Linked DNA regions of Homo sapiens: region 2 is linked to region 1. A link is an interaction called in ENCODE POLR2A ChIA-PET data of the cell type or tissue named here. Cell type or tissue: CD4-positive, alpha-beta T cell. All regions are shown on one strand.

What was found. Peaks named below come from ENCODE experiments on the same cell type or tissue, not always from the same donor. Only the 100,000 strongest peaks of a DNase experiment are listed, where the experiment ranks them.
Region 2: POLR2A ChIA-PET joins it to region 1 with 6 read pairs; 12 of 35 experiments call an interaction of 5 or more read pairs at or near these places.

What each region holds. Positions count from the first base shown.
Region 1 is chr11:128,294,825-128,299,824 of GRCh38, forward strand. LOC124902786 (a long non-coding RNA gene) reads left to right here. Exons shown (of 2, transcript XR_007062945.1): 2 at 1-1,325. Among named protein-coding and RNA genes, the nearest start is that of LINC02098, 89 kb to the left of the region's middle. In CD4-positive, alpha-beta T cell, no CTCF peak of the experiment used is centred here; a DNase peak (open chromatin) is centred at 2,387; H3K27ac peaks cover 3,087 bases.
Region 2 is chr11:128,460,809-128,465,808 of GRCh38, forward strand. It overlaps ETS1 (ETS proto-oncogene 1, transcription factor), which reads right to left. Exons shown (of 10, transcript NM_001143820.2): 9 at 2,701-2,819; 10 at 1-1,768. The coding sequence ends at 1,553. Among named protein-coding and RNA genes, the nearest start is that of MIR6090, 59 kb to the right of the region's middle. In CD4-positive, alpha-beta T cell, no CTCF peak of the experiment used is centred here; DNase peaks (open chromatin) are centred at 2,273, 4,303 and 4,973; H3K4me3 peaks cover 1,242 bases; H3K27ac peaks cover 4,238 bases.

The DNA of each region.
Region 1 (5,000 bases):
ATCTGCCCAATATAGTGTGCTTTCCTTCCCAGTGCAGAGCCAGCTGATGAATGATGGGTAGAACCAAGTAAAAAGAAAAAAAAGAAGAAGAAGAACAGAAATAGAGTCTGCTCACTCATTCAACAAATATTTCTTGAGTACACAGTTCTGCACATGGATACCAGACAAGAAAAAGAATTATAGGGCAGTTTGATTGGCGCTATGGGTTGAGAAGCAATTTCTTTTTTTCTGTCTTGCATCTAACAGCCATGTATTTCAGAAGCTCTTGATGCCAATACTTGGCCTTCATAGCTATCACTCTCCATAGATCCCCTCTGCTTGGCCTAAAGATAAAATATTCCTGGGTGTCTGTTGTAGGGACTAAAATATTCACATTTGGAAAGAGATAGTAGTGTTAGACTTTGCCCGTCAAACACAGCCTCAAAGTTAATTACCATTGCCTGGCTTGTTTCTAAAACCACCAAGTGTCTATTTGAGTGTCTGGGGGAAGAATAAGAGAGTTGGGCTAAATGAGGTACTATTATTTCTGCTGAATTAATTAGACTCAATTACAGAGTTAGATGGGGTCTTGTAGCTCTAGGGATCAGCCCTTGTTTCCTAAATATGGGAACCAAAGCCTGGAAGGAGAAAGATGTTTGTCCCTAATCACAAACACAGTTCCTGGTCCTGGAAAAATGTGACCTAGGTGGAGAAAGAAACAATAAAAAACAGAAAAGAAGGAGGCAAAAGAGGAGCCAGTGACCAAAGGCAAGCTTCACTTATTTATCCTGGGTCTGCCCAGGAATCTAGCATCAGACAGTAAGAGCCAACATGGAGACAAGTCAGGCCAGTGACCTCAGAGGCACGCGGCCACTAGAAAGAAGCCCCCGATGGCATGAAGCTTTGTTCTCTGACATAACCTATGCATCTAGCACTGTGCCTGCCTACAGGAGGTGCTCAGTTACTAGGAAATTAACAAAACTGCCTTGCAGATCTTTCCTGGCTGAAGATGAGGAGTGAGGGAAGAGAAAGAAGACAACTAAATTAGGCCCTCAGCTCCTATTTCCAGAACAGTTCTGAGAGTGTCTGTTTCAGAGTTTGAGTTTCCACAACTGCCTTTGTTAACAGGAGGGATCTATAAAAAACCAATGGTCTGGACCAGGGGCTCCCACTCTGAAAGTCTGTGACTACCAGGGGCAGTGGAGTTCTTTCACGATTCGCCTAATGTTGTTGTCTTAGAAATAATACCACTTATACAAAATACAAAACCAGCAGGACTATTTCCCAAATAAATGTAAATGAGACTGGAATTAATAAAGGTAAATTCATTTTTTAAAATTACAAAATACATAAAATCCTTTTGCTATTAAGTGTCAATGAGCCATCATGAGTATAAAAACTATAGTATGTTTTATGACTGTATTGATATTTGGAAGGGATTTCCCTGTTCATAATGTTTGGAAACCACTGCTCTGGACCTGTCCCCTAATTTCATAGATAACATCTTATAAACTTCTTCCAGAGGGGAAGAAGGATGTGGCCAAAGCCACTCAGCCTTCTGGTAGCAGAGCTGGGTATCAAATTCAGGTCATCTCTGTCTTTTTCTTTACATCACATTTCCTGAGGTGGCATTTTCTAATACCTTGATCCAAAAGGACCACTCAGTTCAACTCAATTTATTTCCCAACTGGTGATGTTGGTAGCCTAAATGGTGTGCCAGGCACTGCATCCTCTAAGTGTATTATTGTCACCACCCTTACATCACCTCAGTGAGGCAAGTCCTATTATCATTCCCATTTTAAATGTTAAAAAAAAAAATGGGGACTCAAAGAGTTAGACAGTTTTTACCAGGCCACATGATCAGCAAAGTGCAAAGCAAAGCTCAAATTCTCTGACTCCAAAGCCCAGGCTCTCATGCACTTTACTGCACACGACTTAAGGAACACATTTATAACAAACACTGGTGTCCATTGAAATAAAATTTAAGGGCATTAAAGGCAGCCCTCGGCAGTGTCAGCGATGACCCCACAATGACTGCTGTGGGCAAGGAGTGGCAGGAGGCAAGAGGTCCCAAGAAATGCCCCTAGAGAGGCCGTTTCTCAAGTGGAGAATGTGGACCCCAAGACCAGAACCACCTGAGTGTTTCCTGAGAATATCATATCTTAGATTTCATCCAGAGCAGTTCAAACAAGATCTCATGAGTGGATCTGGAGTATCTGCAGTTACTACAAAAACCCCAGCTGCCTTTGAGCTCACCGTAGTTTGAGAATGAGAGGGCTGAGAGACCCCAGGCAGGGTGTCAGTGTGAGGAGATGAAGGAGCAAGAAAGTAAAAGTCAACAGCAGGCCCAGCTCCAGCTGCAGAGGAGCCTAGTTGAGCCTCAGACACACGCTTGATGCTTCACATAGGGCCATTCCCCACAGCCTGGCTTTCTGCAGAGGGAGGAGGGGTGCCTTTCATGGTTCTGGGTGTGCAGAAGGTTTGCGTGTGTTTGTTTAGAACAAAGCCTATACTTAACTGGCACAAGTGAAACAGATTTTATAAATAGATGTGAGCATGAATGGTTTTTATGATTAGCTTGTTTTTAATCACCATGCTTGACCGGTGTCTGTGTTCAACTAAGTAAATATTTCTATGGTGATAGTATACACAATACAATGGCCATTATTTAATGTTAATACAAGTACCATATGGGAGGTCTTATCATGCGAGAGCCCCAAAGCATAATAAAAGCAGATAGGAATAGATAGGCAAGGGTGGGCCTTGCTGTACAGCTGGCTTGATAAAACATCTGCTCTTACAAATGTTGGCCATGCAAGTATTTATGCAAGATGGTTCTCCTGGGGGATTTTGGGGACAAGATCAGAAAGCCATGGATTCTGCGTTTTCTCTGTTACTCATTTGGTGACCTTGGATAAGTCTCTATACTAATTGTTTAAACATTTGTGCTTTAATTTCTCAATTCTTAGGTCTTTGCCTGCCCTCCAGAGACTAATGAAGATTAATTAACACCTGGCAGAATCCTTGAGTTATATTTTTAGAACAAAGAAACAGGGAAGGGTGGTGCTGAAATAATGCCTCATTATTTTAACATATAAAAGGGAGACAATCCAGTACATTTTTCACTTACAACTGGAAATTTGAGAAAACTTGAAGCTTCCTGAGATTAGTAAAGCAGCCTTGTCATGAACAAAGCCTCTTAGGAAATGTACTAGGTTGCAAACCTCGCCAGATGACTTTTCACTCAGTAGGAACAACTAAGATGATAAAGGGCATGAAACTAGAATGATTGTCTCCTGAAAAAGGGCAAATGGGAAGGTTAGAGCTTTTAGTGTCGTGGAAAGGGACATTTGCCTGTTCACAAAGGCGTTACTCCTCTGATTTGCCTTTCATTTTTTAACTTGATGATACTACAATGTTTAGTGCAATCCAGTGCTCCTAGCCTGTTTATGTATTATCTGGCATCATCTTCAGCACTAGCTATGAATAGATAAGAGTGTTCCATTCTACGCCTTAGTCTTTTGCATCTATATGTTCTAATGAAAAGTATCAACAAGAACTTTTCATATTTGTTTTACACTTCCTGTCTGTAATATGCATTTGCATTCATGATGTCATTATAGGAGATGGGTACTATGACCACCCACAATTTAAAACTGAAATGACCTCCAAGAGGCGATTTATCTAAGTGCAGGGTTTAGTTGGTGTAGAACTGGAGCTCAGACCCAAGACCTGTGCTCTCTGAGTGCAATGATTAAGGAGACTCTGCTTATTTGTGAATTAGAAACTGGAATTTGGCCCCAGGAAGAGGAGCTCTCCTGGGTGGTCAGGCTTACTATGGGGAACTCTCAATTAGATTTGAGGGTGTGGGCTAGTGCATGTTTTCCTTCTGGAAGTGAGGGCCTCTCGCAAGCACCCCATCATCTCCCTGACCACTCTGGCAAATTAACAGAGTGTTAATTTGTTTCATTTACTATCAGGGTGCAAGTTAGACGTAGGTGAGAAGAGACAGTGCCTGACAAATGCTTAAGGAAAGAGATGTGAATTCCCAGCTGTGTTTTCTAAGGTAATAAGATTCTTTCCAGTTGATTTACTACAGTGACCATAAATCTAGAAACAATATGTTCTTAAATATATTTGGAATGGCCACTGGGGAATGGCTGGTTAGCGTAGTACATGGCATGTGGGCTGAGAAGGGAATTATACATATCTAGGTGGGTAGATGACTAGGTTAACCAACTGTTCTGCCTCATTCCCCGGCTTAAATGTACTAGTGAAAACTGAGAGAAGGGCAGGGAGGTGTCCACGTTCCAGGCAACATCATGGTCCAGTCCCTGTTCTGAAGACGTGTGCCTCATGCTTAGTCCAGAGCCTGCAGTCAAGAAAATCACCCTGTCTGACCCAAGGAAACAGCTCAGCCTGGTCAGAAACAGGCACTCCTTTAAGTGGCTGTGAGAATCATGTGTGCTTGTGTATTCACATGCTTGTGGCTCATTTAGTCCCAGAAGGAAAGAGGGGGTGGCAACGCAGGTTATTAACAGGATAGGCTGAACAGCAGGACCGGTCTGTGGCTGATTTCTGCTCTTCTCTGCCTTCTTGACCCAACCTCCATGCATGTTTCTTATTATGCTGTGGATTTGTTTTGCACTGATGGGTGGGAAAAGACCGGTGAAGCAATAATCGTGTAAGTGAAAGCAATGACTCTCTGGTGTCCTCTACAAATTTCCCACAGTCTTTGCTAAGGCCTCAGGGCCCTTCAGGGTTTAGAATTACAGCTTTCAGTAAATCTCCTTAGACTCACACTCACATGTGCTGTAGTGAGACAGCACCAAATCTGTCCTGACAATTCTTCACAAAGCCAGAACCAGGCCCTCTGTCCAAACACTGATCGGTGATGAGGAGTAACTGTGACAATAGCAGCTACCATTTAGTGTGCAGGGAGTGCATGGCAGGCCCTATTCTAACCCCTTAAATGGATTCACCGATTTAACCCTCACAACAGTTTTTGGTAGTAAGTGCCA
Region 2 (5,000 bases), 170 kb after region 1:
TTGCCTTCAAGTCATTCCTCTCTTCTGGAATTAACCTTCACTTACCCTGTGCCAAGACATCAGACCCAAGCAAGAGGCCCTGGCATCACCTGTGCCATTCATTTTGCATACACAGTCTCACCTGACATCCTACCGGACTAATTTAAATTCTTCAAAGGAAAGCCTTGCACTTCTCTTCCAAAGACAGCCAAGTCACATTTTATTGAAATGCTCTCTTAATTTCCATCACTTCTAAAACTCAGCAAGTCTAAACTCTTCAACTTAGGTCGTGTCTCAAGTTACTTTTTCACTCACCAATCAGAAAGCCGTACACTTCTCTCTACTGAATAACAGAGTTGGCGGTGAGGGGGTGCAAAAAATGGAGGACTCTTGGAAAATAAGACATAAAAGAAAAATTACAGAGTGTTAGTTTGGAACGACATGCATTCAGGACTTATTTCTTAGGACCTGAGGGGTAATGCCCATGCATACAGCTTTTATTCCAAGTCATCTATGCTACAGATATAGGACTAAGAAAGAACCAAGTCAATCTTCCTCCTTCGATCTCCCTTCCAGGACTTCAACAGTGCTCCTACGTTTACTGTCGTCCAAAACCAGGGATGCAAAATACATTCAGTTCAAAGACTTAATGCTTCTTAGCTCAACATTAAGTCCAAACCCCGAGAATCCACTGATAACAAGTAAGTAAAGGGATGTGCTAATTTTTTTTAATTGTAGATGACATTCACACACATAATTCCCCTGTACCCAAATCAGCATTAATTGTCCTTCTTATATAAGTCCCATGAATTTGGGATCCCTGATCTCAGTGAGAGCGTTTTGCTTTTCCAATGGGGTCTATATAAACAGTTTTCTTTCATTGTGACAGAATCCTCAGCCGGCAAATAAAAACAAACTTACATGATATTGCAATACTGAGACCACCTTAGAGCTTAAGACGATTTTTAAGAAAAAAAATACTGGCACAAAATTTAATAAAATAAATTTTAACACAACAACGGTTTTGGCCCCTCCCCACTGAAGTCCATCTTTGCTTCAAAACTAGAGTGATAGGTAAATAGTTCTCAGATTTTCAGTGCATCCCCCCCCAAAACATGTTTCATCCCACCCACCTCTTTTTTGCCCTCCCAGACCTAAAAACAGAAGCAAATTAATTGCCTTACATCAGTTTCATGAGTTCTGATGTGACAATGTCACTTGCTAATGGGTCCACAACTCAAGACACTTTTTCATGGATGATTTTTAAAAATGATTGGACACATTAGTCTCTTTCTCTGTTAAGCCAGAGCCTTCAAGCTTCTGAGAAGGCCCTTCTCCCTCTCCTGAAAATTTGCTCAAGAATTTCTGGTCCCACCCACCCCACAAGTCCTGGCTTTCCTTTCCCAACTGCGCACAATTGATTACAGCTGCAACTGACTTAGCTCCCACCCCTGAAGGTAAAAAATGAGTTCTGGAAAATAAAAAATAGAATAACAATTCAAAATTCAGAGTCCAACCAACACGGCTGTCCTTGGAAGGTCTCAGCAGGGTTTCCCCAGCCCCTTCAGTGCCATCACTCGTCGGCATCTGGCTTGACGTCCAGCATGGCGTGCAGCTCCTCAGGGGTGTACCCCAGCAGGCTCTGCAGGTCACACACAAAGCGGTACACGTAGCGTTTCCCCGCTGTCTTGTGGATGATGTTTTTGTCGTAATAGTAGCGTAGGCCACGGCTCAGTTTCTCATAATTCATCTTAGGTTTGTTTTTCCTCTTTCCCCATCTCCTGGCCACCTGAAATTTAAAAAGAAAAATAAAGGAGGAGTAGGCAAAAATCTACAAGACAGGCCAAATATATATGTTTCTATGCCTATGCTATACCCATTCATGGTGACCCATGATGCTCAAGTAAGATGATTTGAGATTCATGTAGATATAGAAAATATTTTTCGGGCCTATCTCCTGAATTCCATTTTTCATGGGTTGGGCAAGGATGGGAGTCACAATGATTCTTTAAGTTGATGAAAACACAGTGACCCTGAACTAGGATTAAATATGTGACTTTAAAAAACAAACAAAAAGCCACACTATACATTCTCCTCTTTCCGCATATTATTAGTAAAATCTCCTTGCTTTGCAAGCATGAAATCTAACAGGGAAGTGTGAAGCGGAGGAGCTGAGCTGCAATCATACCTGCCTTTCATCAACAGGAAGTGTTTTTTTTCCATACCAGGGCACAAATATTTTCTCATGTCTGCCAGAACAAAGATGTTGTCTCTCCTGTTCATTGTTTTTTATCCTCAGAATTGGGCATGGCACGGAACCACTACTCCATAAACATGTGTGTAATGAAATAAGAAACTAATGAGCCAATCTCCCAAGGCCTCTTGAACTGTCTGGCCCCTTTCACACTCACAGAGCCACCGGGCTAGGAAGAGGCTAAGTCACAGGAGGCAGCTCTATGGGTGATAACTGACCTACTGCCAGGCACGTTAATGCCTTCTATCAGCTAATCCTGTAAGACAAATGGGGTAACATAGATCTTTTCTCTATTTTCCAAATAATGAACCTGGAGCTCAGACAGGCTACCTAGCTTGCTCCGGGTGGCAAGTGGCAGAGCTGGGAATCCCAATCCTGGAACACGTCATTCAGGCCCACGCCACCCCTTCCAGGAGTTTTCTCTCATCCTTCCTCAACACAGTACTCGCAAGCCCCTCCTTCCTTACCTCATCTGGGTCAGAAAGTTTGAATTCCCAGCCATCTCCTGTCCAGCTGATAAAAGACTGACAGGATTTATCAGTGAGTAATTCCAGAAGAAACTGCCATAGCTGGATTGGTCCACTGCCTAGAAACACAAGCCATTGTGAATCATTACACCAGATATTCAGCACTCTACGCAGCTAATCCCCACACACGGCACTCCCACATCCCTCTTCTCTCAGCCCATCCAGCCAGGAGAAAATGAAGGCAACAGACAGTGCACATGTCGGAGGAAGTGTTATGAGCTCGAACAGATAGAAAAGACAAAGGCCTCCCTATAAAACAAAAGCATGGAAGAAAATGTGTCAAGTGCTTTATTTTGATTAACTTAAGGATCGGTTCATTTTTATTGCTAAACAAATTCTAGAAAGAGAACACTGTGCCTATCCTCTGGGATATTCTAAGGCAGCATAATCTTTTACACCTGCAAAAACTAAGTCATTATTTTTGCCTTCAGAAGTAAGAAACATATTAACGAAGGAATGAATGTCTTTGCCAGTTCCAAACACAAGTTATGGCTCATAAGCACTGCTCTGTAGTAGGGAGCCTGTGGCCCCTGATTTGTGAGTAAGAAGGATCACTATCCTCCGGCCCTCTTACAAGGAAATAGATGTTAAATATCTGTTCAGTCATAATATTTCTCTCCACTGCCACCACCCTGCCCTTCCAGTCCACTTACAGGAAAGCACCCAAAGGAAAAAAAAAAAAAAGCATCATTACTATTTGAGGAATTAACGTGCCACCCAGAAAATCCTCAGGGGTCAGATGAGGACTGTCAGAAATTCTGCATAGGTTCAGTATATTCTAAATTAGACACACACACACACACACACACACACACACACACACACACACTTCTCTGTCTTAGCCATCAACACTCTGACAGTCAATTTATTCTATGCTAAAAGGTTTATATCACACCGATTTCCTTTGAGGATACTTTTCTCATCTGAAATGACAATGCCACCAGTGATTCTTAATTTATAGGTGTCGGTGGAGAGACAAATAGGGGTTCAAAAGTCCATGCTTCTTGTTACACTGCCCCTTATAACATAAACAAACTGGGCAGAGCGGGACTGGGAAAGACCCAGTCCATGTCTCTGGATACAGCCCAGGAAGCACCAGCTCCTACAGGAAAGCTTTGCTCACTAAGGCTCTAATTTTTCACCGGAGTTGCAAATTTGTCTGATCCAAAGTAAACTGAGATTTAACAGGAAACAAACTTTAAGTTCCCTCTCAATCTAAAAAAGAAATTGCCTTCATAATCCATAAGGGTAATGTCTTGTTGTATCTCATATTTCTACAAGACATTTTCACATGCATCGTTGTGCTTGCTCCTAAAATCCACACCCAACCCTCTGCTGTAAGGAGAGGCACAAGTGGTCTTACGGCTTCCTTTCTAATGGTGCAGAAAAAGTGCTCAGCAAAGTACTGTGACTTTGCTCTGAGCCACGGTTAGCGAAATGGTGGTTCTGGGTCTAGTACCCAGGCCTTTAGACTCAAAGGACCAGGGCAACCTCCAATGAAGTAAAGAAACAGCTACTGACACGAGCTATCATCCCACAGCCAAAGGAAGTCCTCCTCCAGTAACAACTTCCTAATGGTGGTTTCCAAGGCTCCTCTCAGCACTTGCCACGCTAAATATGAAAACATGAAATAGCTCTACCTCCTCTTTCTGAGAATGGACCATTAGCTCTTTAAAACTATCTTGCAAGAAATACCTTACATGTATTCCACAATAAAATGGCTCAGTGAATGCCTATAAAATAAAGTAACATTCGAACAACAGCCCAGAGGGCCGCACTGGTAAAGCCGTAGCTTCCTCTGTTTCTACTTTCATTCAATAAAAACCGTTTCGTATTCAACTCAGGGACATTTGCAGGTTTCTTGGGAGTTGCCTAAAGTCATGAGCTACTTGTTTTCTGCCTGGGCTCACAAAACTAACCGTGACATTCTCAGAGGAATCCACTGAGAAGCCATCCTAACAGGCACAAAGAAGTAAAACAGCAAATCGCTCTCAAGAAATGCAGCTGCCAGAGCCCTGGTCACAGAATAGGTTTCTTGGAGAAACTCACGATAACTATAGAGACTGAAGAGAGACATGAAGAAAACCATTCTATCCCAAAGCTATGTAAAAGAAGCCTCGGAGGAGAGGGGGTTGCCTTAGACCCTGACAGAGAAAAACTAATGAGTGCTATGCTTGACGGTGCACCTACTACGCCGCAGACACTGTGAGTGACGCTCTACACTCGTTTCCTTCATTCCT